Regions from separate parts of the Mus musculus genome. Here regions 2, 3, 4, 5, 6 and 7 are each linked to region 1. Evidence: chromatin loops called from intact Hi-C (ENCODE). Cell type or tissue: left cerebral cortex. All regions are shown on one strand.

Region 1 (4,000 bases):
CTCTTCTTTATTTAATCCAACCATTTTGATTATCCGCTCTTTTTCTTTGTCCCATTCGGTCTCCTGGCTGCTGCTCCTGGTTCCCCTCTCTTCCCCCCCCCCCCACATGGTTCAGCTCAGGATCACATCTACACTGGCCTCCCCCAGGTGTCTCTGCCTCTGGGTCTGCTCTCCCACATATCTATGATAAACTTTCTCCTCTGCCATACTTAGAAGCTATGTCATTGAAGCTTCCTCCTTATTTATATAAGGAAGGAAAATAATATTCTAAATACCAGTGATAAGCATATGTATTGTTGCCAAATATTTGATCACTGTGTGAACCCGATATTGTGTTGCTTACTGGAAAAACCTGATTCTATTTGTGGTGTGGCTCACCCATTGTGGTGTTTATAAAGGATAAGGAGAGAAGGGATGTGTTTTGGCGGATGTGCAGTCGGGTGCGGGCCCATGCCGAGGCATCCCTTTCCCCCTGAGGGACCAGCCACATGATGGTGAAGTGTAGAATAGAGCTTATTCAGGGCGTGAGGAGGGGAGATGAGAGGATAGTAGAGATAGAGAAGGGCAGAGAGAGAATAGAGAAGTAGAGTCCGACCATGAGCATGTGGAGAGAGAGGAGGGAGGGGAATGGAGAGAAGATACAGAGCAAGAGGACAGAGTGAGAGCAAGAGAGCAAGAGAGAGAGGAAGGGGCAAGCAGCTCCTTCTATAGTGAGTCAGGCACACCTGGCTGTTGCCAGGGAACTGTGGGGCAGAGCCTAGACTAAATGCCAACACTCATAACACGCAACCTTTAATCCCTCTGGCTGGAATACAGACGCACCCTTAGTACATACCTTTAATCCCAAACAATGAAGGTAAAGTTAGTTTGTATAAAGAAGCACCTGTGTTTGATGTCTAATTGGGTGGCAGACAAAGGGATGAATCAGAGAAAGATTTGACAGAATAGAATATGCCCAACTCTCACAAGGGCAGAGAGGAAAGGGAAGCTACTTTGGGGAGCAGAGCAAAAAGGGAGAGGAGGCAGTTTTGTGGGGAGAGTTTTACAGAGACAGGTTGCAGAGAGAGAACAAGCTAGACACAGGTGAACACAGAACAAGTCAGAGAAGGAGAAGGAGCCAGAAGATTAGAATAGATTGCCAGATTTAGTATGAGGCCAAGCAGAGCAAAACGTCAGAGGCAGAGAGAGAAGCCAGATTGAATCAGGCAGCTTGGAGTCGAAGCAGCCTGCCAGACCTCAGAAAGCATGAGCTTATTCAGCAGTAAGTTCCAGAAGCTGAAAGCATTCTAAGCCTGGGTTAGATTATATGTAGGCCAGAAGCTTCCAGGCAGGGCTAGGCCCATAGTAGCAGATTGGGGCAGTAAGCCACAAAGAGAACAATTAGATCAGGCGAATAAAAGATACTTTTACAGTGTATATTCTTGAGGACATTTACTGGTCATTTAGAGTTGTGTCCATTTACTTATACTAATTATTGAGCGTTTCTGTTAAATGTATCTCCAAATTTTACCAAGTTCTACTTTCAAGATTCCAACATGAGTGGGTGGAGAGATGGCTCAGCAGTAAAGAGTACTGGTTGCTCATCAACAAGACTCAATTCCCAGCATGTACATGGCAGCTCCTAACTGTAACTCCAGTTCCAGGGGATCCGATACCCTCACACAGACATACAGGCGGGCAAAACACGACTCAGTGCTTTGCCTACGTGACTGCAGTGAAGCAGGCATGAGAGAAGGCATGTTCTCCCTTCCTCCACTAACCGTATGCAGCCTTGTTAATGAACACTTGTGCAGTCCCTGAGGCAGCCAGCGATGGGGAGAGGGCCAAGGGGAGGTAGTGCCACTCCCATGCAGGGGGAATGGAGAAGTTACAACGTTCTGCTTGGCTGTTAATGAACCAGGTCCCTAGCAACCCTCAAACCACATATGCCCTGCCCTGCCACCTGTATAGGGCCTGGGTCAGAGCTTATTGAAAATAAGCAGGCGCCCTCGTTCCACGGGCGTAAAAAAAGCAAGACCAAATGTAAGTCCGTGCGGTATAATTCGCTCTGTCATTTGTTTTTGCAGAGGGAATGCTGAGTGGGAAGGAGAGCTAAGTTAATTAGCCACAGACACAGAAAACCGCCACATGAAAAGGAGGGAGGGCAAGAGAGGACCGAGCATTAACCATGCTCCCGAGTGCGGTTGGAGCTAATGTCACAAGCAAAGAAAAGCACGCAAATGCAGTGTGCTGTTCCTGGCTTTCTTTTTAACTTGGAGTTTTTTAATAATGCGTCATGAAGGTGTGTGGGGAGGGAGAACACAAATGCAGTGCCCATGGAAGCCAGAAGAGGGCGCCACAGTCTCGAGCAGTCCAAGCAGAGCTACCAACCTTTGTAAAACCTGTAGACAGGTTTACTGAGAGGGCTGTCAGCCTTGGCTAACAAGATGAAAGGTAATAATCATGACAGGATGCCCAGTGAGATGCTTTAACGTATATGTGGCATGCTTATACTAATTGTTGGTTTTTAACCTGAAATTCAAATTTGGTCATATAAGCTTGTACAGGGCTTTCTTTTATCCTGGATCATGTAGAAAACAGACTATTTTCAAAATAACAGGTGCGCTAGCTAATTTTATGTCAATTTAACACTAGCTAGGGCCATCGGAGAGGAGGGAGCCTCAAATGAAAAAACTGCCTACCTAAGATGGGGCTGTGGGCAAGGCTGTAGGGCATTTTCTTAATTAGTGATTAATGGGGAAGGTCCAGTCCATTGTGGGCGGTGCCGTCCCGGAGCAGGTGGTCCTGGGTGCTGTAAGAAAGCAGCTGGGCAAGCCATAAGGAACAAGCTGGTAAGATGCCACTCCTCTGTGGCCTTTACATCAGCTCTGGGCTCCAGGTTGCTGCTCTGCTTTAGTTTTTTGTCCTGACTTCCTTCGACGATGGACAGTCATGGACCTGTAAACTAAATAAATCCTTTTCTTCCGGAGTTGCTTGTGGTCATGGTGTTTCATCACAGCAATAGTAACCCTAAGACATGTTGCAAAAAACCTAACAAGTCTATATTTCATGTGATGATGGGCATTGGGAGCTTCAAGCCTTCGTGTTATTTTTCACAGGCAGATAGAAAAAACTTATTTTTTCTTTGTCCTCTTAAATGAGATTAGGTGTTGAAAACTCCCTTCACCCATGCAGCTTTCACGCTGTTTCCGGACTTTCCAGCTCAAAGCTGCACTAGACCCTGGTGGTCGGTAGATGGCGCAACGGGTCAATGTTCCAGCCGAAGGCTCTTATGGTCGCTGTCAGGGAAGAAAGGAGGCGCGCGTTTGCCGCAGAGCCTTGCATTATTGATCTCTGCTGCCGCAGAGGTGGGAGGAGCCCCGCCGCCATCTCGCCCAGACTCCTGCAGTAGCGCTAGGATGGTTGCTGCAAGAGGCTTTTCCATCCCTACAAAAAGTCCTTGGCTGGGTAGGGAACGTGCATTGCTCCTTCGCAAACATTCGGCTTTTTCATTCCATAGCAAGATCAGATTTCTCTGTGATGAGAATCATTACACACTGCGTTCTGAACAGCGGCTGTAGCCTTTGAAATATTTAAATCATTTAAATCCACATTTGTTTTAAAGTACTACCAAGTAGTGATACATAATATACCAGCAGCAGAAAGACAATGAGATAGTGGAGCTGGGGCGGGGCGGGGGTCCATCTCTCCTTTTGGTTTTCCAATCACAAAACATGCTTATATAGATAAACGGAAGTACTCTTCACATAAAATGGTCTCGTTGTGTCGATTTAAACACAGCCAAGTGTTCACCAATCATTGTCACCGGAAATTTGCACAATTGGACAGTCAGAAATGCTCTGACAGTCAACCGTGGGTGGGGCCTCCACGTGATCTCTGCGGTTGGAGCCTCGCCCTTCTGACCAGTAGAGGGCGACCAATCGATTAAATGGGAATCTCAGACAATGCAAACACATTTCAGAGTAAACAGCGAATGTGTTAACGCAGCAGTCCTTTTATT
Region 2 (4,000 bases), 790 kb after region 1:
TCAGGAAAGATCTTTCTGCTATGTGATCCTATGTGCCTTTATTTCATGCTAAGGAACCACAAAATGTTTCCCACTGGACCATGTTCAAGAGATATACAGACTTAGGAGTGAACAAATGTGACTGAGTTCCAGGGACCCTAGGAAGCCATATTTCTTCAGTCCCCAAGGCCCAAGGTTGGTCTATGGGGCATTTCTCGACTCTATCCAGGTTCTCTGCTCATTTAGAACTTGCTGTCTGACATAGTTCTTTCTTGTCTTCTGAATAGTTTTCCTTGAGATTCCCATTCTTCCCACAGTCATACCAAAGTAGCCAATATCCAAAGTTAGTTCTGGCCATGCAGTAGGCAATAAGCGAGCTTCCAAAATTAGTTCCAACCATGCCATGAATGTTAAGTGAGTCCTGATAATTCTGAATTCACTCTGGGCAATAGGTGGTGCTGTTGTATGGTTCTTTAAGCTAAGATTTAAGTTTGGGGAAATTCTGTGTGTTGTGTAGTAAATCAAATCTCCCTATTCAGAAATGTGAAAAGCGCTCTCGGAAAGATAAACGAGAACATTTATGTTCCTCAATTAGTGGAACAAAATTAAGCTTTGGATCTTCTTGCCCATGTTGTGAGCTCATGTGTAGGTTTAGTAAAATACAATGTTATATCTAATTTCTCCTTGAGTTTTACTACTATCCAAAGAGCGGTGAAGCTGAGTGTGGCGGCATGAATTTATAATCCCAGCACTCAGAAGGCTGAGGTGGGTGGTTCTCTATGAATTTGAGGCAAGCCTGGTTTATGCGGCAAGTTCCAGGTCAGCCAAGGCCACATAGTGAGAGCCCTTGTATTAAAATAAAGTACTAAAAAGGGCAGCTGAGGATCTGGGTACAGATCAGCTGCAACTGCATGTGTGCTAAGTGGATAAGATCCTGGGTTCAGTTACAGCAACAGCAACAACAACAACAACAATAATAATAATAATGTCAAAATAGCTGATGGTGTTGTTGGTAAATGATACCTTAAGGAAACTTCTCAGAGAGGTGTCATGTCTGTGGTAGCAGGGGCAGCTCGGCTGGTTTGCAGACATACAGAATGGTGGTGGCAAGCCTGGCCATCTTCAGACTTTCTTGTTACGAATAGCTAAACGTGTCTAACAGTGCAATGAATTGAGAACCTGTTTGCACCAAGCAATTAATCAGTTGACAGGAAAGCTTCTCTGTGTTTAAGGTTTCAGTCAGTCTTTCCAATTTTGAGAAGCTGTTAAAAGGGCCGGGGGTAGCTTTCTCTTGGGGGAACCCAACCTAACTTCCCCTGATCACATTTACCAAGTAACAGAGAAATGTTCACAGTTTACACAGGGATTGGCGAAAAGCACTTCCAATGTAACATTTTGCTCTATGAAAATGTCTGAAGTGCAGCAGGATTGATTTCAATAGAATCGTGGGCAGAGTAAGACACATTCGGGCTCTACCATTAAAACACCCGTGTGACCAAGAAAAAGCCGCTTTCCTCTTGGGCCTATTTGTAAAACCAAGTGGATGGCCACCCAGAAATGGAAGTGCTAGAAAAAAAATCAGTTTATTGTAGAGTTAGTAATAGTTCAGAGTGCGGTGGCTACAGACCCAGGCAATGCTAGGAAAGTTTGCTGCAGTTAGAAAACAGTGCGATTAATTTCGAACTGGACAGCAACCCTCAGTGATTAAAATAGCGCCCATGAGACAGCTGATGAGCCCGAAGTGCCAAGTCACAGAACGTGCAGGGAGCGAATGTGAGAGTCGAGCTGGGAAGGGCAGGTCCCCTGAAGGAGGCTCGCGCCCCAGCCTGGGAGGGGTGCAGCCTCAGCTCTCACCAGCCCCAGGAAGGCGGCATACAGGACCACGGTGGAGAACCAGCGCAGCACGCTCTTGGCGCGGACACTCCGCCGGAAGGCCACCGCCTTCTGGTCATTCTGCGCTGTGGTCTCGGTCTGGAGGAGGCGCTGCCCAGCAGCCGCGGCCCCGAAACCCCGGAACTCCACTTCCAGCTCCAGCTTGGCGACTCCAGGCTACTGGGTTTGCCACTGCCGAGCTTTTCGGCAAACTCTCTGGAGCTCTGAACTCAACGTCCTTCTAGATCCGGTAGGTTCCGCCTAGTGCCACCTTGCCCCAGGAACCTTTCTGATATTAGGTCAAGGAAAGTTGGACTTCGAACATGCCTGTGTTGCAAGAGGAAGACGTTCAAGCCCCATCTTGCACAAGCCAGTGTGAGCACGTGATACTAAAGAAGGATCCACCCAGTGAGGGCGGGGTCTCCTGCTGGAAGCGAAACGTGGTTACCCGGGAGACCTCTTGTTGCTCAGAACCTCAGACATCAGCTGACTGATGGGTGCCGCGTGGCGGAGAAATTTGGAAGTGCAGCTTCGAAAGAGAAGAAATGTGGCAGGCAGACCTTTAATTACAGCATTTGGGAGGTCGACGTAGAAAGATCCTGTCTGAAAAATAAAGCAAAAAAGTGCGAAGCTTGTAGGTGCCTGCGTCTCTCTAACCTCACTAGCATGTTCTGCTAAGGAACTGTAAAAGCGCCTACCAGAACCACTTGGAGCCATCTAGCATAATCAGGACTACCTGCTCTGCCCTGCCCTGCCCTGCCCTGCCTTGTCCTGCCCTGGAACTCTCCAGCAGGTCCAGGGAACGGAAAGAGACGCAAAGCCCAGCATATGCACAGTGAACTAAGTTAGAGCAGATAGCAACCGGTAGTTATTACAGAACAGCAAAGTAGCGCTTCCTTCTCTCGCTGTGGCCAAGATGGCAGAGACCAGTCGAATGCAGTACTAAATGGAGTGCAGCTGGATGCAGATGAAGGCCACAGAAAAAGTAAAAGTACCACCGCCCAATTTCTGGTCAGGAACAAGGAGTCCACGTTCCAAATTCTAGAAGCGGTGCAAGACCTGGAGTGGACTATGTAGAAACAGTGAAAACATTTTGAGGTGCTCTACTTACGAGCTCCCCAACCCAAGACATTTTACTTTCAAGGCTAACAGATCTTGACCTTGGTCAACTCCTTCTAAAACCTCTAGATCAAAAACCAGCTCCTTGTGTAATGGGCCCGATGAAAGACCTCTTGATTGTCTGGATTTTAGAAAGACTTCAGAATTAAGTAATCCTTGTAGATGGCAGTCTGGACAGACGTGAAGGCGCTTTTCTCAGGAATGGACAGATGTTCAGAAATAAATTCGCTATGAGAAGAGGAAGTAGGAGCTGGGCGCGGTGACTCACGCCTCTAATCCCAGCATTTGGGAGGCAGAGGCAGGTGGATTTCTGAGTTCGAGGCCAGCCTGGTCTACAAAGTGAGTTTCAGGACAGCCAGGGCTACACAGAGAAACCCTGTCTCAAAAAACAAACAAACAAACAAACAAACAAACAAGAGAGAGAGAGAGAGAGAGAAGAGGAATTGGGGTAGTGCATTGTCATGACCTGTGTCGTTTTGATCAGCTGTTGCTGCTTCTAATCCACATGACATCAGCTGTGGCATTTCAAATATGGATCCAGCCATTGGAGGAACTTCAGAGGACAGGACTATCATAGATGCAACTTCATTAATGGATTTAAAGGAACACAACTCTAAAAGGGATGGGGGAATGGATGAGGGTAAACTGGGAGGATCACATATTCAATTTCTTGGTATTCTTGCTGCTTATACAGTTTCATATTAGTGTGCTGGTAACAGCTGAAAAACACTGGGCTGCCAGCAACCTCAGCTCTCAGCATGTCTCAACAACTGCAAATATTTCAAACTTCAGAAAGCAAGGAGATAACAGAGGAATCTGTATGAAGAAATGGAGGCTGAGAACTGTGTTCTGGTGCCCGTCTCAGTGGCCAGGGTAGACACCATGACCAAAAGCATCATGGAGGAGGGCATATTTCACTCACACTTTACAGCTCATGCCTGAGGGAAACTGAGGCAGGAACCTGGATCAGAAACTGGAACACCCATGGCCCATGGAATGCTGCTTACTGTCTTGCTTTCTATTGGTTACC
Region 3 (4,000 bases), 460 kb after region 1:
GCAGTTGGTTTGCAAAGGGACCTTAACAGTGCATTTTGTTAGCCAAGGCCTGCCTCACTCGAATCTCTAGGAAAGTTAGGACAAAGTGGATCCCCAATTGGAGCACATTGAGACATGCCTCTAGACAGAGAGAAGATCCTAGTGAGTTCTAGAAAATTCGTTTTTTCCTAGTTCTTGGCGCTTCTTCCTGGGTTCTTCCTTTTCCTCTCCTTTCCCTGTCACAGATGGCAGAGGACGTGGGCGGGGCCGGGTGCCTGCTGAGTGCCAGTCACAGCACAGGTGTGCTGGATTTCTTACCTATGAAACGCTGGGAACTAAACTTTGGTAAGGCAGATGTTGGGTTTAGTTCTCAACATTTCCAGGTTAGTTTAAAAGGCTTCTGAAATTCTACTTCTCCTTACCTAATGATACTTTTTCTGGTCAGAACAGCAATGTGTGGGTAGTTTCCTCCAAATGAAATATGCCCAGACGGTGAAAAGGGGCTATTTCCTTTACCCAATGAGAAGTCCCTATTGTGGGATTTTTGATATATTTACTTCCAGTGGGCTTTTTAAAAAATCCTTTGCATATATACGTAATATAAAATAGGTTGCAGTGCTTTTAAGTGTACTTCCAGCATTGTTTTAAAATGCTCACTTGGGCTAGTGAGATGGCTCAGTGACTAAGGGCACTTGCTGCCGAGACAGATGCACCACATAATGGAAGGATAGCCATTGTGCAAATTGTCCTCTGGCTTCTACAATGTGCACTGTGGCACCCAAACACACACACACACACACACACACACAGATTAAAAAAGAAATGCAAAAAAAAAAATCAATGACACATTTTATGTAATGATGGATGCAAAAATAAAACCTTGCACATACTTAGGGTATAAGATAATGAATACTTTTGTATATACTCTTGGTAAGAGCAGAATTGGATGCACTTCTGGAAGGCAGTTTCACTATTCATCAAAAGGGGATTCATACCCTTTGGCCAGCAGCCTTACTTTTAGTAATGTATCCAATAGAAACATCAAAGAAGCAAAAATATATACAAACAGCATGTTATTAAAACACTGGGGGCAGGAGGGCAGGAGGGCAGGAGGACAGGAGGGCAGGAGAGATGGCTCAGGAGCTCACGAGAGTACTCTGCCCTTCCAGTTAACCTGTGTTCAATTCCCACTACCCATGTCAGGCAGCTCCTAGCTGCCTACATCTCTAGCTCCAGGGAGATCTGATGCCTCTGGCTTCTTGGGGCACCTGCCCTCAAAGTCCACAAACCCACATACTGGCTCACATGTTATTTATTAAAAAACAAAAACAAAAAACTACTTTGTGCTGGCTGGAGAGATGGCTCAGAGATTAAGAATAATTTCTGCTCAATCAGGAATATCAGAGATTGGATCCCAGTACCCAACCAAGTAACTCTAGCTCCAAAGGATCTGATGCTCTCTCTCTCTCTCTCTCTCTCTGTATGATATGCACAAATAAATAATATTTTTAAAACACTGTATGAAAATAAGCAAGCTACTGCCAATTAATACTGGGCAGGAGCAGTAGCGATGATCTCTGATCTGAGAGTTAACTTGAGGATGGTGTGGAATGATGGACTGGACAGAGGCTGAAGAGAGCCACAGTGCCTGCTCAGCTTTAGGTCTCTGATAAACAGCCCATCCATTACAGGGTGGTCAGCTCCGAAGGTAACAGTGCTGTGGGGTTGACTTGACATTTTCCATTTGTAATGAATGCATGGAGTCATAGCTCAACACAGGCTGAAGAGCACCTGCATGCCATGGCTTATTTATACAGTGGTCTACTGGCTCCGTATTGTGTGGCATAAACACAGTGTATACGTTCTGACATAAAAAGGATTAAGGGGGTGGGGACAAGATACAGTGTTGATCCCTTATGTGTTTACTAGAAAGGAAATTACCTGTGTTAATATACACCTTTAAAAGTCCTGAAGGATTGTACTAACATGAGAGGAAGCCGGGAATTAAGAAGGATCAAGGAAGAACTTACTTTTCCTTGTAATATTAATAGACATGCGTTAATTTTTTATAACATTATTTCTATGATTAAAATATAAATAAAAGTGGAAAGGAACAAACATGTCTAAAACCTGAGCTTGCCTTAGCTCACACTGCGTACCCTTGACCCTTGCTCCTGAGAGTCCTAATCAGAGGGATCAGGGTGGCCCAGTGCTTGTGGGGGTTTGTGCTAGGTACTGTGGCCCTGGAATATTAATGAAGTGCCCAGCAGGGCATCAAGGACTCCTCCCAGGAGGTTGCTGTGAGGACTAAATGAGATAATGCACTAAAGGCTCTAGCAAAGAGGCTGGCTGACAGCAAGCCCCAGCGCGAGCAGTTCTTAGCTTTGCTGCTATTTGGAAATGGATCCCGCAGCCCAGCCCTGTGGAGGAAGCCTTCACTTGCAGATCCCTCTTTGCTGGCACGGATTTTAGACATTCAGGACAGGTATACAAATGCTTAGTTTCATGTCAGAACTATAACTGCACTTAATTGCCAACAAAAGCACTTCAGAAGAGCTCTTCACCTGACAGAGGCTGTGCAGTGGAACCAGGGCCACGTGGTTCTTCTGCTCGGCTTTGGAAGAGCAGTGCTTCCTTGCCTGTTAATGAGTATATAAATAAATAATGATCACCATGTAAATGGTGTTTCTTCACGCTTTGCAAGTTAAAGCAAAAGTAACGTTACTGGTCATCCTTTTCATGTTAAAAAAAAAATCCAAAGTAGATGAAAACAAGAAATGTTTTCCTCACTAAAGCTCCAGGAGAAGTCGTTCTCTGTTGTCTGAGAACCTTTCAACTGAAGGTCAACAGATGAAGTCTGAGCCCTTATGTTATATACAACTTTTGCTTCCTTTATTAAGGTGGCAGAATATGATAACATGATAGGTACATGCTCCCATGGACACAGGCACACATACATATACACACACCTCACACACATGTACGCACACACACATGCACACACACGCACACACACAGAGATAGTCCGTGTGACTGTATGCTAAAATGCATTTACAATTAAAGCAGGGAACACTACACCAGATGGAAGAAACGACAGAGGAAGGCGTTGCCTTGCTGGAGCCACAGCTGCTTCCAGCTGTGGGAGTTCATCTAACAGTTTATGTTGGCCATTTTGCTTTCTGGCTAAACTGATCACATTTCATCGTGATGTTTTTTGACAACTTGAAAATCAGATTTTTATTTCCTCCCTCATAAGCTCTTTTACTACCATCTTAATAAGGAAGAAAAATGCTGACGGTTTTTCCTGATACACAGAAAACCTCATTTAGGGCTTGGTTTACAATTCCAAGTGGTCAGAGCCCAGTGACATGAAGACTGTCTGTACTGGAGCCAAGCGGCTCACGAGACTGACAAACAACAGGCGGTGCTGGGCGCTCATTTAGCACGGTACAAGATTTCCATCGGCTGTTCTCATGTTGTGCTCAGCACCCACCGCCTCGGAGCGGAGGAGTTACTCGCTAGCAAGTCATTTGTCTGTCACATCACCCACCTTCCATCTCCTACAGAGAAAACTCTCCTGATGGAATTTTAGGCTCAGGAGACAAGCCGGTGGGAAGCTATTTTTGAGTAGCAATTCTCAAGTAGGTGGCTCCTGATTTATATGCCTCGCCTTCTCACACACTGACTAGTGTGGGTTTGTGTTGAAAAACAGACACCTACAGACACACAGATTTCTCTCTGTCTCTGTTTATCTTGCACTGCATAAGGGAACTGTCTCATTTTTATCTTTGCTCACTATGTGCCTGGGAGTAGAGGTTCTATAAATATTTGTTGAATGAATGAAAAGAAGGCTCTACCTTCTGGGGAAAGGAGAAACCTCTCTGTAATCATTGGTAGAGTCTTGGTGACATCAAGTCTTTGAAAGCCATCTTTAATTGTGTAGCAGGGAAAGAAAGAAGGAAGGAAAATGAACTTGTAAATAAAACATGCCCATTCATTTATCAATTTATTTAGTAAAACA
Region 4 (4,000 bases), 70 kb after region 1:
TTCTGCTGGTCCCAGTTACTCCCGGTGTTGGGGCAGATGTGTCCTCCTCACCTCTAATCCCATCCAGTACTATATCTCATGGCAAATATGTACAAGCAGTGACTCCAGTGCCCATCATCCACTGAATGGACTGTCAGAGACAAACAAAGCTTGCCATTAGAGTGGTGAAGATATACATTGGTAATTGATTGACTATAGATAGGTGAAAGACTATAGCCTGAGCTGACTTCAGCCTCAATCTGCAGAGGAGACTAGGAATTTTAAAGGGAGAATGGATGGGGATCAGCGGGAAGGAAAACAGAGACAAAGTAGATAAGAGATTTTCATAATCTATCATCTATAATGAAAGCCATTATAAAATTATTCAAAAACTATAAAATTATGTTTTAATATTGCTTGTGTATGCATGTATTCTGATATATACACATATGTGTGTATATGCATGTGTGGGAGCCAAAGTTGGGCATATTGGGGGTCCTTTTCAATTGTTTACCACCTTGGTTTTAGAGACAGGGTCTCTCATTGAACATAGGCATCCCCCTGTCTCAGTTCTCATGATGTCATTCTTCCAGCCTTCCTGCCCCCAGTGATGAATCTCATATAGGTGTATGTTGCCAGGCCTGCTTTAGAGTTTATGTGTGTGCTTGGGATTGGACACAGGTCCATTTGCTTTTTAAAATAGTCTTATAAGAGGAGCCTGGTCTACTCGATATTTACTGCCACTTGGCTCTTTCTTCCCACAACGATGGAGATGCAGGGGTCCTGTCTTCAGGTACCGACTGCGACAAGCATTAAGTTCTTTTAATAGCTTTGAATGTTCTAGTCAGCTTGTTTGGGAAGCCTGGGGCCGTTCATGGGGGGTGCAGCTTTTGAACTTTAGAAACTGTGTTAGTGTTTGTCCAAGTCTTTGTAGGTCAAGGTTGAGGGCTTGTCAAGAAGAGAGCCCGGAGGAGCCAGCCTGGAGTTGAGCCAAGAATCGAGTCTTTGTCAGAACAACAGTCGCTGCCGAATAGGAAGGAGTAAAGTATCCATGTAATGTATGTTTTATTTCTGACAGGTAACTTTTCATCACGCCGTGAGCTTGTGTGAGCAGTGGTGGTATGGGCTGGTTGTCCCTGAGAGCCATGGCTTTGAGCAAATGCCTAAGCCTTGTTCAAAGTATGAGGAAAGCCCAGGGGACAGGAAGTTTGTCACACACAGCTTAAAGCTACAGGAAGGCACACAGCACCTCCATTTTGAAACTTAGTTTAAAAGGCTGTTTCAAGCCCCAGCCCAGTGATCACAGCATCCACATATCAAGACTGTGTTGGCTTTAAACGTCTCTAAATTTATTCTATTATCTATGCTCTCATGCCCCAGACCTCAGACTCCTGTTCCCATCACAAATCTGTGAGGTCACAGGCCAGGAGCTGTGATTTCAGCCTTTCTCCAGTAGAATTCTCCCAGCTCCTGACAAAGTCAGAGGTCACTCTCTGCCCCCATTTTTCCTTGGGAATGAATACCATCGACAGAGCTAACTCGGCCTGGAGAGCAGACCCTGGAATATTAGGTGTGGGTGAGGCTGAGATCAGAGCTATAGAACAGGAAGAAACCTACACTAGCCACCTGCTGTTATGTGGAAGAGGTAGGGTCACGGAGAGGATTTTGTTTTCAAAGGCAACATACAGCCTCATATGGGAAAAGGGATGGCAGCCCAAGGAAGAAGCCATAATGAACTAGGGTGAACAGGCACTCTATTCCCCTATGGAGAATAGCCTTCCCAATAGCTCTCTGGGATGGCCCTGATCTTCTATCTTCCAGTGCCATGATGATTCATATCCCCCACACGCACACACCCACGCGCACATTCACGCACATATACACATGCACAATCACACTAAGAGAAGTTGATGACTATGATATCTTTGAGCCAAGCAGGAGAGCCTTTAAAAATCAAAGCCAGTGACAGGTTTGAAGGAAGGGGCAGGGGAGGCAATGTGTCGAGTATCACCTCCAAGAGTGAGTGGTGCAGATGAGGAGAACTCTTCAGACCTGGATCCCGGACTTCTCTACCAGGGAAAACAATGGGAAAGTGCCTCCTTTGTTCCTTTGGAATTCGATCAGGATTCCCATTTCATTGTGTAGTCTTTGCCAAATGCAAATTCTAAGATACCCACTAGAGGTCGCTGTTCGTTACAATCAAACCCGGCTCCCCCGTTGGGCGGGGAAGCCCGAGCCGCGTGGTCTTCACTGCAAAGCAATCTGCAGACTTCAGTGAAAGAAAATCAGCTCCCTCACTCCCCAGGGTAGGTTCGTGCTGCCTGCAAGGACATTGCTTTTCATCACAGAAGTCAAAAGAAGATACAGCAAATCATCAAAGAATGTTTTCAACACCCCCCACCCCCGCACAGTTTGACTTTTCAACGGGTTCCAATGCCTCCCCCACTGCCCTATTGTATCATTTCTTCCCAGACGACCATCAAACAATCAGACCCGAGTAGAAGCCAAGCTGAAATACTAACTATATGTTTGTTGATCGCCACTACTACCCCACACCACTGGGGCTTATTTCTTTCTCTGCTGGGCTATACCCAGAGTATAAAATAACCAAGAAACACGAGGAGACAGCAGCAGTAAAGACCCTTAGTACCTGCAGCTTCTCTCAATGGTTAGAGCTCTGAAGGTGAAGAACGAGAGTGTAGTCAAAGCTGTTATCAATGTACCAGGGCACTGCCCGGCTGCCTCCTAGTCTATCCGAGTAGGCCCTGAGAAGCTGACCACTCTCCAGTAGAAGGCCACATGTGCAAGCATATTTGGGCAGCACAAATTGGTTATCAGAGATTTTTAAGAAACAAAAACAAAACAAGACAAAACACGCACAAAGTTGGGTGGACGGAAAAGAGAATGGACCAGAGAAAAGTTGGGCAAGTGAGGTAAATAAAATCAAAACATGTCCAAAAAAACTAATGAACATTTTAAAAATGAAGTTATCTATCTTTATAAAATTACACAAGAATTAAGTAAGTGCATAGCACTTTGCATAGCATTGTAGTAGGCACTTTATATTTTTAAATTTTATTTCTACTCAAGTTGGCCTGGACAGGGGAGAGACTGGATATAGGGAGCAGTCAGGGACTATTTTCCCGCTGCCCCTCAAAACCGGAATGGACCTGAGCAACACGCACAAGACAGGCAGAAGGAAGGATGGCCAAGTGTGCAGCTCCTAGAAGAGCTTTGAAACAGCACCACTGGTCTGAGCCCAGAGCTCTCTGGACCACACTCCATCTTTCTCTCCACTTAAGACTGCAGTGCTGTGTTAATGTCCTCTCGGAATACAAGTGGGATGGCTTCCAAACCACTTGGATGCCTGTATTGGCATCACATTGGTGTCAATGGCCTGTGAAAGCCAGTTCCGAAGGCTCGGGTGAGCAAGGGGGCTGCTTCTAGACCAGTGGCTCTCAACCTCCCTAATGTGGGACCCTTTAGTACTCATGCTGCGGTGACCCCCAACTGAAAGATTATTTTTGTCACTACTTCACAACTATAATTTTGCTACTTTTATGCATTGTAATGTAAATATTTGTGTTTTCTGATGGTCTTCGGTGACCCCGGTGAAAGTGTTGTTTGACCCCCCGGGCTGAGAACCATCATTTAGACTATCCTGAGACAATGAGGCCCAGGCTTTCTTCAGTGTGGTGTTCTCTAGCATTCAAGGCTCAGGATGGCCTGTTTGCACCCTCTTGTGAGGTCCTGTGTATGTGAGAGAAACCAACTTAAGTAGAAACCTGTGACTCCAGGCCTTGTCTCACAGGGAGACATCTCTTGACACTGGCACAAAGCCCCTCAGAGTACAGGCAACCTCCCTGATGCCAGATAGCATTCTGACTGAATGGAGCTCAGATTATTCTGTGCCTGCCAAGACGTACACCTATGCTGCCTCCCAGCCCCCATGGTAGCAGGTGTCACAGAAATAAGTGGATAAATGAGCTACAGGGACACGTAAGCCGAAGGTTTTTAACAG
Region 5 (4,000 bases), 560 kb after region 1:
CCCCCCAACATGTGATTTAGTAAGTGACAAAATATTAAAATTAACAAAAAAATATCCTAAGTGCTACAGGACATGCAGCAAGACCACCAATCTACAAATTTAGGATATTTTTTGTTAATTTTAATATTTTGTCACTTACTAAATCACATGTTGGGGGGATGGAAAATGGAAACATATTCTTAGCAACCCCACCAGCCAGCCCTGTATATCTCAAGCAGTATAAAATTGAGACTATTATATTATATTTTGATGAAGTCTATGCGTAATTTTTAAATTATATTGTTTCTAACTGATGGACATCATGGAAATCACTGGTGTTGTCCATCTGACATTCTGACTGTATAAAATGTTTATTTGTACCAAAGAACACACGGTAAGTGCATACATACACTGCTGATGAACAAAAGGCTTGTGTGTGGAAGTCATATTTTAAAGTCTCTTCTATAGTCTTCTAATACTTAAGTCAATTTGTAAAAAATTCTCTGTACTATAGCTGTTAGTAGGTTACATCCTAGTCTTGCCACTTCTTATGATGCTCTTGAGGCAAATTTACTGTATTGATTAGTCTCAAATCACCCTAAGCATAAATTCATATTAACATTTGTTAGTATGGAACGCTGCGTTCTGCAATGTGTCCCTTTAAGCCTTTTGATTTTATGTGAAAATCCACAATTGACTGTGAACAAGGAGCTCTCACCCCACTCCAGATACAAGGCAATATAACAAGCAGTAAAATGCACCTGTATAATTTTTTAAGTGGGACAGAATGAACTCTACTTTGGATGGATAATGACTGTCAAGTGTCCTAATTTCAGTGGCAAATTTCAAAGCTGAAAACTGTAGTTTCTGCTTCCTATTACTTTAATCTTTTTGTTGGGGCGGAATTGGGGGGGGGGGCGGCGGCGACGACTCACCTGTGAAAAACGAGGCCTAAAAAAATCAAATTATTTGTCCGAGGTCACGCCCAGTATTAGTGACCAAGCCAGACAAAATCCATAGGTTCTAATTTAACATCCTCACCAGCAGCATCTGTTGCCCCCGCACCCCCCAATCCCTAACTGTGCCACTTCATCTCCTTTCTAGCTCCAAATAAAGTTGGTTTTTATTTTATGTCTTACCCCACCCCCTTTTTCTTCTGTGTCAACCCGTAGTAAAATCTTGCACTAAGAGTGAATGAAAACACGCCGACTTTTAGGAGCCTTTCCCTTTTGCCAACATTTTCTCTGAAAGGCTCTCGGGGCTCTCCGAGCAGCCGCGAGAGGAGTGGAGGGAGGGAGGTGAGTGGAGCAAACAAGTCTTTCCGTGTTCTCGCTCGTGCCGCGTGTGTGTGTGGGGTGTGTGTGTGTAGCCTGCGCGGGGGAACCCACAGTGGTTGTCCTAGTGCGAGAGGGGCAGGCGGTGGGGGAGTGGGGGGGTGGAGAAAACCACGACGGTGGGAAATCCCTGTGCTGTCGGTGTATCTGCCCAGCTTGGGCAAAGCTGGGCAGGGCCGCGCGTGAATAAATCTCCTTAAGTGGCCGGGCGCAGTCACTGCAGCACCGCAGAAGAGGAGGCGGGCGAGGCGGGGCGCGAGGCTCGCCCGGAGCTGGGGGGAGGGGAGGGCGGAGGAGGGAGCGAGCGCCAGGGCGGCCCTTTTATAGGCCGAGGCCCGCGCGCCCCCGCCCCTCGAGCTGGCCCGGGCTCCAGCTCCGCCGCCGCGTTACCTGAGAAGGGCCGGCACGTCCAACGCTCCGCCCGCCCGCTCGCTCGCCCGCCCGGCCCGCCCTCCCTCCTTCCCACCCTCCCGCTCGGCCAGGGCCGCCCGAGGTCTGTGCCGCGCCTCCCTTCTCCCGCTGGCGGCTTCCCTTACCTTGTGAAAACAAAACAAAACAAAAAATATCCTCTCCGCGGCAGCCCCCGCCTCTTCCGTAAGATGTGACATGGCGGTCGGCGAGGGGAACTCGGGAAGCCGCCAAAACCCTGCGCCCCTCTGAGCCTATCCATGCTATCGGCGCTCCCCGGGCCCCGCCGCAGTGACCCGGCCCACAGGCCGAATCATCGATTCCTCGGCGCGCGGCCCGGCTTCCCGCCAGCTTCTTCCCCAGCCGCGCGCTCCGAGCGGGGGAGAACCCCCTCCTCGTCCCCTCCCACCCCGGGCGCGCGCCCGCCCGCCTCCTCCCCCCCCCCCGTCGCCGCTCGCGCGCGCGCACACACACACCCCTCCTCCCCTCCCCCAGTGGTTGCGTCCGTGACATCATCATCATGGCAACAAGAGCTGCAGCCTGGGACCGAGGAGCCCGTGTGATTCCCGGCGGCGGCGGCCGTGGCGGCAGCAGCAGCGGTACCACCCGACCCGACGAACGCGCGAGGGCTTCTCTCCCGCTGCCTCTCGCCCGGAGCGTCTGAGGAGGCGGCGGCAGCACACAGCCTCCGCAGCCTCCGCGCGCCGCCGCCGCTGCCGCTCGTCCCGGCGTCCGTGCGAGGGGCGGGGGGGAAAAGCCGAACCGAGGAGGAAGGGGAGGAGGCGCCTCTGCGGAGCCCGCCGCCGCCGCTGCTGCCAGGTCGCTGAGTGGAGGGGAGGCGGTGGCGGTGGCGGCGGCGGCGAACATGTTTTCTGTGCGGATAGTGACTGCCGACTACTACATGGCCAGCCCGCTGCCGGGGCTGGATACCTGCCAATCCCCGCTCACCCAGCTCCCTGTCAAGAAGGTGCCGGTGGTACGAGTCTTCGGGGCGACCCCGGCAGGTAAGCGGGAGCGGGCGGGAGCGGGAGCGCGGGCGCCGGGTCGTCGGGGCTGCCCTCCCTCCGCGCACTCGCGCGCACGCCGCCGCCGGCGGCCCTCTACAGGGTCGCTGCGGAGTCTGCCCTGTTCTCGGCTTTGCTCGCCTTCTCTCTCGCGCGCGTGACAGGAGGCGCAAAAGAAAAAAAAATGTGGGCTCGCGTGAGCGCTGCGCCCCCCTCCGCGGCAGAGAGGCGGCGGGCGCCCGGTCTCTCCTTTGCGAGCGGCGAGCAGGCTGGAGCCCCTGCCTCGGTGGGTCGGGTGGCTGCGCCTCGTCCCCAAGGACGAGTTCGCGGGTCCTTAGAGGTCGGTCCCCGGCGGAGACCCCGGCCACTCGCTACGTGTCCCTAGTGCCCCGTTCGAGAAAAGGCTTTGAGGGCAGAGGCGAAGTGTCAGGCGTGTTGTCCGTCGCTCCCGGTTGCCTCTGTTCACCCTCGCTCTCCTCTGCCCCTGCCGGAGATGCTGTGGCTGTAGAAAGTGGCGCCCGGGGCCAGATAATTTTTCTCATTGAAGTGACCATGTGGCTCTTCTGTGAGTGCAGGTCGTGACTGCTTAGAGTTTAATGCCTCGACAGGGACAGAGCGGCATCCTCAGGTGCAATGCTTTCAGGAAATGTGCATCCATGGAAATAGGAACTACGTGTTTGTGTCGCCCAACATAAAATACTACACCTAATGGGGGTGGATTCGTTAGGAAACACAGCCAAGCTCAGCAGCATAGGCATTTTAAAATTCCTCTAGGCTGGGTTGCAGGGTTGCATTTTAAAAATAGATTAAAAAAAAAAAAGCCATTTTGAAGAAATGGTGGGGGGGGGAAATGACAAGCTATGTTCTGGAACACTCTTTGGGTTTATAATATAAATAGGTTAGGGGCCAGATATACAAGGTTTTGCGTTTTTATCTTTCAGTTTTGCGTCTTTTTACATGCTTTAAACTGTTAAGATGAAATGGTAAAGCCGTATTCTGGAAGACGATTCTTACCAAGGTATAGCCCTATGGGGTTTCAGACGGCATTTCCCACTTGATGCTCTTTGCCTTCGTCGCCATTCATCTTTATTACTACAGTCAGCTTCTGTGGACTACCAAGACAATACCATTTCCCAAAATACAGACACTCGTTCTAAGCTACTACCTTTTAATGTGAATTCTCTTTGTTAACAATGCCAATGACATAAATAAGGCTGGGTAAAAGACTCCTTTTTCAAGTAGAGTTTGATGCTGTGAACCTTGGAAGATCGAGAA
Region 6 (4,000 bases), 350 kb after region 1:
GGTTTGGTTTGGTGTTCAAAACAGGGTTTCTCTGTGTAGTCTTGGCTGACCTGGAACTCACTCTGTAGACAAGGCTTGTGTCCAACCCAGAGGTCCTCCTGTCTCTGCCTCCCCAGTGCTTGAGATTAAAGGCATGTGCCACCACCACCCAGCTGGGGAAAAAAAAAGTTTGTATTACCCAGACATGTGATAAAAGTAGTTTCAAGAGTCTTATCTTTGAGTAAGAAGTACAGCTGTGGAATGCAGGAAGAATCCAGTATCCCTGGCTGGCCAGACAGCTCAAGGCTGGCTGCTCTTGGCAAAGCCACTTCCTGCCTCCATCTGATCTCCAAAGTATCTGGACTTCCAGCACCTGAAGCCGCAGCCCTGTGAGGGACTTGAGGATTAAAGACGGGATGGAAGAACAGAGTCTGTTACAAAAACTTAGAAGCCATTCTCAACCAGTGTCGGATTAAATCACGGGTTTGGGTCAGACAATAAGACAGTATCTTACCAGGTACGAGTGAATTAAAAAGCTGAACTGTAAGAACAGTTTAAAGAACTGCAGCTTTATAGGCTGGAGAGACAGCTCAGCAGCTCAGGCCAGGGAACCTACTACAGTTCCCAGCAGCTCAGGCCTGGGAATCTAGTCCAGACCCCAGCAGTCAGTCCTAGGAACCTTGTCTAGTCCGCAGAAAGCTGAGTGTGGCAGGCAGCACTACTTGTAACCCATTCCTGGGAAAGCAGACAGACAGGAGGAGTCACTGCTCACCCAGTCTCGCTAAATGAGCTAGCTGCAGGTTCAGTGAGAGTGAGAGTCCCTTTCTCAAAAACAAAGAAGAGAATAACTGAGAAAGATGCCCATGTAGTCCTCTGGCCTCTGTAGACATGCAAACACACTGGCAAGAATACCTGAACAGCATGCATCACACACACACACACACACACACACACACACACACACACACACACACACACACACACACACACAGGCACAGATTTTCAAATGCTGATTAACTACAGTAGCTCAAGTCAAGAATAAGGGTCCTGGGCTGGAGAGACGGCTCAACCGTTAAAGGCTAGGCTCACAACCAAAAATATAAGTGTAAGGGTCCTGTTAGAGATCCCGCTCCAAACCAACACTGTGTGCAGGACTGTGGAGGTGAATGGGTGCTGCCAGTGAATTAAATAGTTTTTGCTTGTTTATTTACCTAACAGCTTGTAGTAGATATTTTGAGTCTAGGACCAGTGAGAATAGAGTGTGAGAAAAATGCCACAAGATGTGACATTTGCCTTATAATGTGTGACTGTTTGTCATTTGTGTGTCACTCTTGTGAGGGGGAAAAATGGCCCAGAAACGTTAAGTCCAGAGTGGTGCTATCTTTCTTCTGAACAACTGTTACATTCTAATGTGTGTAAACTTATTTAGATGGCTACACCAAAACAAGACAGCTGATACTAACTTAAATTGGAAATTGCCTCATTAGTGAGTCAATTCATGATTACTCAGTCACCTGAGTAAGACTGGGCTTGTCCCCGATTGCAGCAAGATCCCCCAACATCCTGACATCACCTGAAATTGGTGCTCGCTCTTTTTCACTTTGATTTAACTAGAAGTAACTTGATGAAGGTTAGCATGCGTTAGGAGACAAGCCTGGGCTGCCAGCTCTTCATTCTTCTTCACTGTCTGGAGCGGTTCCCAGGCTGGGAGCAGTGAAGGTTGGTTGCTGTGAAGAGCCAGTGGGTGATCTTTATGTTTTTCAATGATGAAATGTCTCCATCTAGTGGAATTTCAGAGCAGTAAACACTCACTATTAAAATGAAGGTAAAGCCTTTTTCTTAAACACATGGTGGTCAGTATAACTTCCAATATGCATTTAGATGCTAGACTTACAACTACATATATTTCTGTGGGGCTAGAAATGGGAACAGTGCTGACTTAAAATGTTAACTTGGTTTTCTCCTTGGGGGTGGGGATGGGCTCCTGGCCTTGTGTGCACTAGGCAGGCACGCGGCCACAAAGCATCTACGTCATGAGATGTACAAGGCAGAGGCACACATGCACACATGCACGAATGGTAGCTAAGAGAGATGTTCACTTGACAAAGGACATGGCTCTCCTTGGGGGAGTTTTGTCTATGTAAATTCTTTGATGTGTATAAATATTTCAAATAAGAATATGGACACAATGTGATTATAATTAAACAGTTTTCTGGGTAAGAGAACTACAGTATCACTCTCATGGTTGATCTGTTAGTTTAATAAGGTTAAAAAGGAAAGATGCTAGGAGTTTCTTTGTTTGTTTGTTGTCTCACTATGTAGCCCTGACTGTCCTGGATCCCACTTTGTAGACCAGGCTGGCTTTGAACTCATTGAGATTCACCTGGCTCTATTTCCAAGTGCTTGGACTAAATGTGTGCTCTAACACCCCTAACCAAGAAATAGGTTTTATAATCCCTCAAAATTAGAGAGATAGCTCAGGAGTTAAGAGTGTGCTGCCAGCACCCACATCAATAAGCTCATAACCATCTGTAGCTCCAGCAGGATAGAGGTCTCTGGTATCCAAGGGCACCTCCACTCCTCTGCACATTACTGCATAGAGAGGCACACATGCCTACACATAATTTTTTAATATAATTTTTTAAAACTTATATTAGCACTTTGGGTGTGTGTGTGTGTATGTGTGTGTTTTCTACTGTTATTTATCTCATAGCCACACCCACTTGGATGAGTTCCCATTTTATTCTTTTATTCTGTGACTTTCTAAAGCCCCACCAGATGTCACTGGTCCTTGGTACCCCTGCTCAGAAGTTTTTTCTGTAGGGAACCTGAAGGAGGGAGGACTCTGGCTTAACAGGAGGCCAGGGTGTCTACCTAATGTTGACCTGGGGAAGGTCTTCCCAGCCCAAAATCAGTACGTTTTCTTCCCTGACTGAGCATCAACAGAGCCCAGCCAAAGACAATTTTAAAAAAAAGAAAAAGAAAAGAAAGGCCTGAGGTTTCTCTTGTTACCTTCACAGACTAAAAAAAGAAGAAAAGGAGGTGATGTGTCTGTAATGGTCAGAGGCTGAGGCGCCTAATATGGTGACCGGCAGGCCTGTTTCCCTGGCCCTCATAGATAGAGAGGCTTTCATTTGGTGCAAGTCACAGCTAAACTCCACGCACATGATCATTGGCCCACCCACTGTTAATGGGAGGAAGCTCACATGCCATAAACCTTCATGAATCCAAGCGTATGGATAATAGTTCTATATATAGTGACTGTAAACTGAGAGTCGGAAGTGCCCTTCCTGATTCACACTCTGAGAATTTTGCTGCAGTGGCTCAGAGATCTCTTCTGCCCTCCAGCTACACAACTGCCTGGCCTCCATCTGAATCTGGGGGTGGGGGTGGGGGGAGCTATGAATGTTTAATAGAGTAACATCCTGTTGAGAGTGTCTGAGGAAATCCTGTTATGTGGTGTTCTTATACTACCTGCAGAAGGTCATGTCTTCTTCCTACTTCGTCAAGAGCAAGCTTGATAGGTCCACTAAGCATACATCCAACCCTCACTGGGCCTCCTACTGCTTCTCCAAAGTAAACTGAGGCTGGTGTGTGTACTCCACACACACACACACACACACACACACACACACACCCCTCATTCAAGATTGCCTCCTACCCAGAAAGATGCTCCTCCCCGAGCCCTAAGTGGGAAAGTTTCCGTTTCAGGATCTCCTGATGATGCCCTTGAACTCCTCAACCTCCTACTGGGATTTCCACCCTTAGCTTATGTGGGGCCGGGTATTGAACCTAGAGCCTCGTGCACGTAAGAAAAGCACTCTGACTTCAGCGCGTGGTGCTTTGGATTTCTTAGGGCCCGTGTTGAAAGTTTGCAGAAGGGGGCACAAGGCTACAGAAAAGGCATAGGGTCGGCCTGCAGAATTCCCAGCTGGATGGTGCGTTCAATTCATGTCCCTTCTTTTCCTTTGCAGGGAAGGAGACTGGTGGGAAGCCCGCTCCTTGACAACCGGGGAAACTG
Region 7 (4,000 bases), 57 kb after region 1:
AGATACCACAACCAAGGCAACTCTTACCAGGATACTTAATTGGGGCTGGCTTACAGGTTCAGAGGTTCAGTCCATTATCATCAAGGTGGGAGAATGGCAGTGACCAGGCAGGCATGGTGCAGGAGGAGTTGAGAGTTCTACATCTTCATCTGGAGGCTGCTAGGAAAATTCTGGCTTCCAGGCAGCTAGGAGGAGGGTCTTAAAGCCCACACCCACAGTGACACACCTATTCCAACAAGGCTACACCTCCTAATAGTGCCACTTCCTAGGTCAACATATACAAACCATCACAGGTAATGATGCCAAAGTGTACTGGCATTATTATAAATGCTTTATATACCTGAACTCATTACAACTGCCAAAGGAGTACTGGACTATACCCAGATTGCAGCTTTAAAAAAAAAAATGAGTCCCAAAGATATTAAGTAACTTGTTAAATGGTGCCTAGATAGTATGTGGTAGAGCCTCTACTGTCTGTCTCCAGAGCTTGTGTCTTGCTGCTTAGGGGAAATGTTAGGATGGGATCTACAAGGGCAATTCCCAAGAGATACCTGTGGCTGAATTTACCTGCGAAGTTATCTAGTCCTAGAGAAAGATTTTGGATTACTGGATTATTATGAGCCCTCTCAAAGGAAACGCTCTCCACTATTAACAAATAGTTTCCCTAGGCTAAAATATGGCTGTCCAGCAAGGATGCTACTCAGATGGTATATAAGGGTTCTCTAGAGGAACAAAGCTTATAGAACAAATATATATTTATTATTTTTATATTATATATAAGGGAGATTTATTAGAATGGTTTACAGCCTGTGGTCCAGCTAGTCCAACAATGGCCATCTTACACTGATATGTAAGGTCCAAGATTTAGTAGTTGTCCAGTCCATGAGGCTTGGATGTCTCAGCTGGTCTTTAGTATACGCCAGAATCCTGAAGAAGTATGCTGTAATGCCAGGGAAGGAATGGACTTGCCAGAGAGTGTGAAAGCATGTAAGCAAACAGAGCAAGCTTTCTTCTTCCATGTCCTTTGTATAGACTACCAGCAGAAGCTGTGGTCCTGAGTAAAGTACATCTTCTCACCCCAAAGATCTGCATCAGAAAAGGGTCTTCTAACAAACAAGTCTCTCACAGGTGTGCCCAGTCATTTAAGTTTTAATTAATTCCAGATGCAGTCAAGTTGACAACCAAAATCTGCCATCACAGTTGTTAACAAAAATAAATTACAACCAAATGTCCTTGCCAAATTTCTAGGCATGAGCCAGTTTGTCGACATGGAAACTTGACTGAAAGAGAAGCTGAGTCCTTAAGAGAAAGCACATGTGACATTGTAGAAAGTGCACACCGTCACTGGGGCAAAGGTGGCTACCCAGTCACAGCTGCCAGTCTTTGAACTAACTGCATCATCAAAGCATCATCATTAGCCTCTTGTTAGAGCAAGGGAACAAGAACTGCAGCTAATAATGAAGGTGATCTGTGTTATACCAGTGTCACTCAGAGGGGAGCCATTGAATCAATGGATATTAAATTGACTTCAGATGTAAACTAGGCACCTATAGGTGCAAACTGGCTTCTTGGGCAGTAGCCATGGGCATAGAGAAGCCCCCGAAACTGTACCTCATACTTAAGTCCAAGGCCAAGGGTACTAAGACAGGAAACAAACTCAGTGGAGATTTAGGAGCTTTCTCATCATAATCAGCTGTAGGTGGTCAGTGTGGTCCAGGAAGAGCTAAGGCATCCATCTGCCTCAAAGTAAAAGACGCATTATTGCACCCTGTACATCCCACTCACAAGGAAAGCTTGCAGTGTCTTGTTCCAATGACTCCTACCCAAGGCACACTCAAATTTCTCACCACTCACGGAGTGAGGAGTCAGCAGGTAGTGGGCATTAACAATATTCCTGAGAGCCACTAACACTGAGAAACAACTGAAAATAATTTAAGTTTAATACACTACCTAACCCAAATTCCTCCCTAACTCATCTTCCCACAGCAGGCTCCCCTCAAAGCTCCAGAATCCTTTAACACAAGAGGAAACTAGAGTACAAAAAAAATAATATTTTTATTCTATTCAAATGAACACATCACTAAGGTCTCTCCTAGATCCTGGGGGGAAGGGTCTGTACAAGTGAGAGGCTCATTAAGTAAGGGCCATTAGCTTCTAGAGCGATTGGCCCATGGCTGGGAGCCCAGAGAATGAACTTGGAGGGGCACTGGAGGAGCGAGCTGGGCAGGAAAGCCTGCGCGTTAATGCTCTCCAACCAGACCTCTTTTCCTCCCCTCTATAAATATTTTCACCCTGTGACAGTCGCCAAGGGCTTTTGTTTGTCTGTTTTTATCAAACCAGGTTCCACCAAATACTCTTGTAATGAAGAACAGCTGGTGAAGTGCTGGCGCTGAGCCGGGCCAGCTCTTCATTGTCATTCACAAAGATAGAAACTGAGAGCTGACTCCTGAACAGCCGCGCTGGGTGGGGATTGGAACTCTCTGGACATCCTCGACCCTGTCTATGAGCCAGCGGGAGCGTGCGTGCCCCTTCATTTTTCTCCATCTGCGGATCGATGCTCTTTACTAAGCAGAGATGCTGGGTGAACGGCATTATTGAACTGCAAAAAAATGTTAGTATTATTGCTTTTCCTCTTTGATCTCGAGGGGCAAGATAAATTTATGATATCTTAATTGTTTCCATGGCAGCAAATCATATTGTCCCAAACAGAGAACTGGATGACTTCATGGCTGGATTGAGAAAAAGGAGAAATCAGATTGGGAGTGAGAATTCTGCTCAAGCATAAATATCTTCAACGGCAGCGGAGGGAATAGAGTAAATTGCAGTCAGGCAAAATTGCTTTTGGTTTAACTGTTCTCGCAAGTTCACCCCGTGAAAAGCCCCTTCTCCAGGCTTGTAATTTGTGTAATGATGCCTCCTTGCCTAGATGCACAGAAGGCTAATGGGGAGACTCCTCAGGCTTGGGAATGTCTCAGCAATGCTAATTCCAATTGTTTTGCAGCAATATCTGCATATCTGCTGTAAGCTGTTTTGTTTTCCAAACACATGACTCTGTGTGTGTGTTTGTGTGTGTCTTTATTTCCTAAAAGGGTTTTATCTCCCCCACCTTTTTTTTTTTTTAATCAACCAACTTCCAGACAAAAATTATTCTTTTATCATCTGAGGAAAAAAAAAATCTGTCAAGAACTGTCTCTCTGCCACTGGAGTATCTACTTAGCCTTATTAGGTCGCTTTTGACTTCATTCTCACAGTTCCAGACTGTAGTATTAGTTCTTGTCTATTGTCTGAGCAACAGCAAACTTCTTTTCTAATTTTGAGCCCCTTAAAATTTATCTCAGTTCAGCCACATACAACAGTGACTTAGGATTTTCAAGCCCTCTTTCCTCTCTACCACGCCACCTCCACCCCCACCCCTGTCCCAGTCTTTATATGCAAACATTTCCAGAGCCTTGTACCAGTGACAATCTTCTTCTTCTTCTTCTTCTTCTTCTTCTTCTTCTTCTTCTTCTTCTTCTTCTTCTTCTTCTTCTTCTTCTTCTTCTTCTTCTCCTCCTCCTCCTCCTCCTCCTCCTCCTCCTCCTCCTCCTCCTCCTTCTTCTTCTCTCTCTCTCCCCCTTCTCCCTCCCTCTCTCTCTTGTGGTTTTTTTTTTAAGATTTATTTCATTTATATGAGTACACTGTAGCTGCCTTCAGACACACCAGAACTTGTTTGTACTCTGTACGACTCCACTAGAAATTGCATAGTGATAGTCGGCTATGTCAACTCTAGTAGATTATACCACTGCTATTTACTTGGATACTAATCTAAGTGTTTCTTTGAAGGTTAATGTGTAGACCTGTTAAACTTGGGAAGGGAGAAAGGCCATTGAAGGTGAAGGCTTACAACAATAATTTTGGGCGGAGTTCATCCGGTCAGACCCCGCCTGGGTTTCCAGCTTGCTATCTGCCCAACAGATTTGCACTGTTAGGTTCCTATCATTAAAATAACCACAACAACTGT

The links. A loop is a pair of places that touch in the nucleus more often than their neighbours do. Peaks named below come from ENCODE experiments on the same cell type or tissue, not always from the same donor. Only the 100,000 strongest peaks of a DNase experiment are listed, where the experiment ranks them.
Region 2: it touches region 1 in a loop (12-fold over the local background); 4 of 42 quality-filtered maps call a loop at or near these places.
Region 3: it touches region 1 in a loop (2.1-fold over the local background); 3 of 42 quality-filtered maps call a loop at or near these places.
Region 4: it touches region 1 in a loop (6-fold over the local background); 18 of 42 quality-filtered maps call a loop at or near these places.
Region 5: it touches region 1 in a loop (5-fold over the local background); 13 of 42 quality-filtered maps call a loop at or near these places.
Region 6: it touches region 1 in a loop (8-fold over the local background); 41 of 42 quality-filtered maps call a loop at or near these places.
Region 7: it touches region 1 in a loop (2.4-fold over the local background); 18 of 42 quality-filtered maps call a loop at or near these places.

The regions. Positions count from the first base shown.
Region 1 is chr10:39,168,045-39,172,044 of GRCm38, forward strand. It overlaps a transcript of Ccn6 not described here. Among named protein-coding and RNA genes, the nearest start is that of Ccn6, 6.3 kb to the left of the region's middle. In left cerebral cortex, CTCF peaks have their summits at 2,333 (motif pointing right), 3,234 (motif pointing right) and 3,899 (motif pointing right); DNase peaks (open chromatin) are centred at 2,325, 3,280 and 3,863; H3K4me3 peaks cover 785 bases; H3K27ac peaks cover 744 bases.
Region 2 is chr10:39,958,037-39,962,036 of GRCm38, forward strand. It overlaps the pseudogene Mfsd4b3-ps and a transcript of Mfsd4b5 not described here. Among named protein-coding and RNA genes, the nearest start is that of Mfsd4b5, 27 kb to the right of the region's middle. In left cerebral cortex, CTCF peaks have their summits at 437 and 2,357; DNase peaks (open chromatin) are centred at 476 and 2,288; H3K4me3 peaks cover 896 bases; H3K27ac peaks cover 564 bases.
Region 3 is chr10:39,626,783-39,630,782 of GRCm38, forward strand. The region is part of intron 2 of Traf3ip2 (TRAF3 interacting protein 2); the gene reads left to right. The region is part of intron 2 of E130307A14Rik (RIKEN cDNA E130307A14 gene); the gene reads right to left. Among named protein-coding and RNA genes, the nearest start is that of Gm16364, 15 kb to the left of the region's middle. In left cerebral cortex, no CTCF peak of the experiment used is centred here; DNase peaks (open chromatin) are centred at 2,443 and 3,584.
Region 4 is chr10:39,237,868-39,241,867 of GRCm38, forward strand. No RefSeq gene overlaps it. Among named protein-coding and RNA genes, the nearest start is that of Gm31562, 4.9 kb to the right of the region's middle. In left cerebral cortex, a CTCF peak has its summit at 2,160 (motif pointing right); DNase peaks (open chromatin) are centred at 1,877 and 2,166.
Region 5 is chr10:39,729,889-39,733,888 of GRCm38, forward strand. It overlaps Rev3l (REV3 like, DNA directed polymerase zeta catalytic subunit), which reads left to right and starts at 2,272. Exons shown (of 32, transcript NM_011264.3): 1 at 2,272-2,725. The coding sequence starts at 2,587. It overlaps E130307A14Rik (RIKEN cDNA E130307A14 gene), which reads right to left and starts at 2,119. Exons shown (of 3, transcript NR_038037.1): 1 at 1,850-2,119. In left cerebral cortex, CTCF peaks have their summits at 1,504 and 3,215; DNase peaks (open chromatin) are centred at 1,287, 1,659, 2,018, 2,199 and 3 more places; H3K4me3 peaks cover 3,415 bases; H3K27ac peaks cover 3,139 bases.
Region 6 is chr10:39,518,801-39,522,800 of GRCm38, forward strand. Fyn (Fyn proto-oncogene) reads left to right here. Exons shown (of 14, transcript NM_001122893.1): 6 at 3,954-4,000. Among named protein-coding and RNA genes, the nearest start is that of Gm40627, 70 kb to the right of the region's middle. In left cerebral cortex, a CTCF peak has its summit at 1,768 (motif pointing left); a DNase peak (open chromatin) is centred at 1,683.
Region 7 is chr10:39,225,408-39,229,407 of GRCm38, forward strand. No RefSeq gene overlaps it. Among named protein-coding and RNA genes, the nearest start is that of Gm31562, 17 kb to the right of the region's middle. In left cerebral cortex, no CTCF peak of the experiment used is centred here; DNase peaks (open chromatin) are centred at 2,200 and 2,348; H3K4me3 peaks cover 520 bases.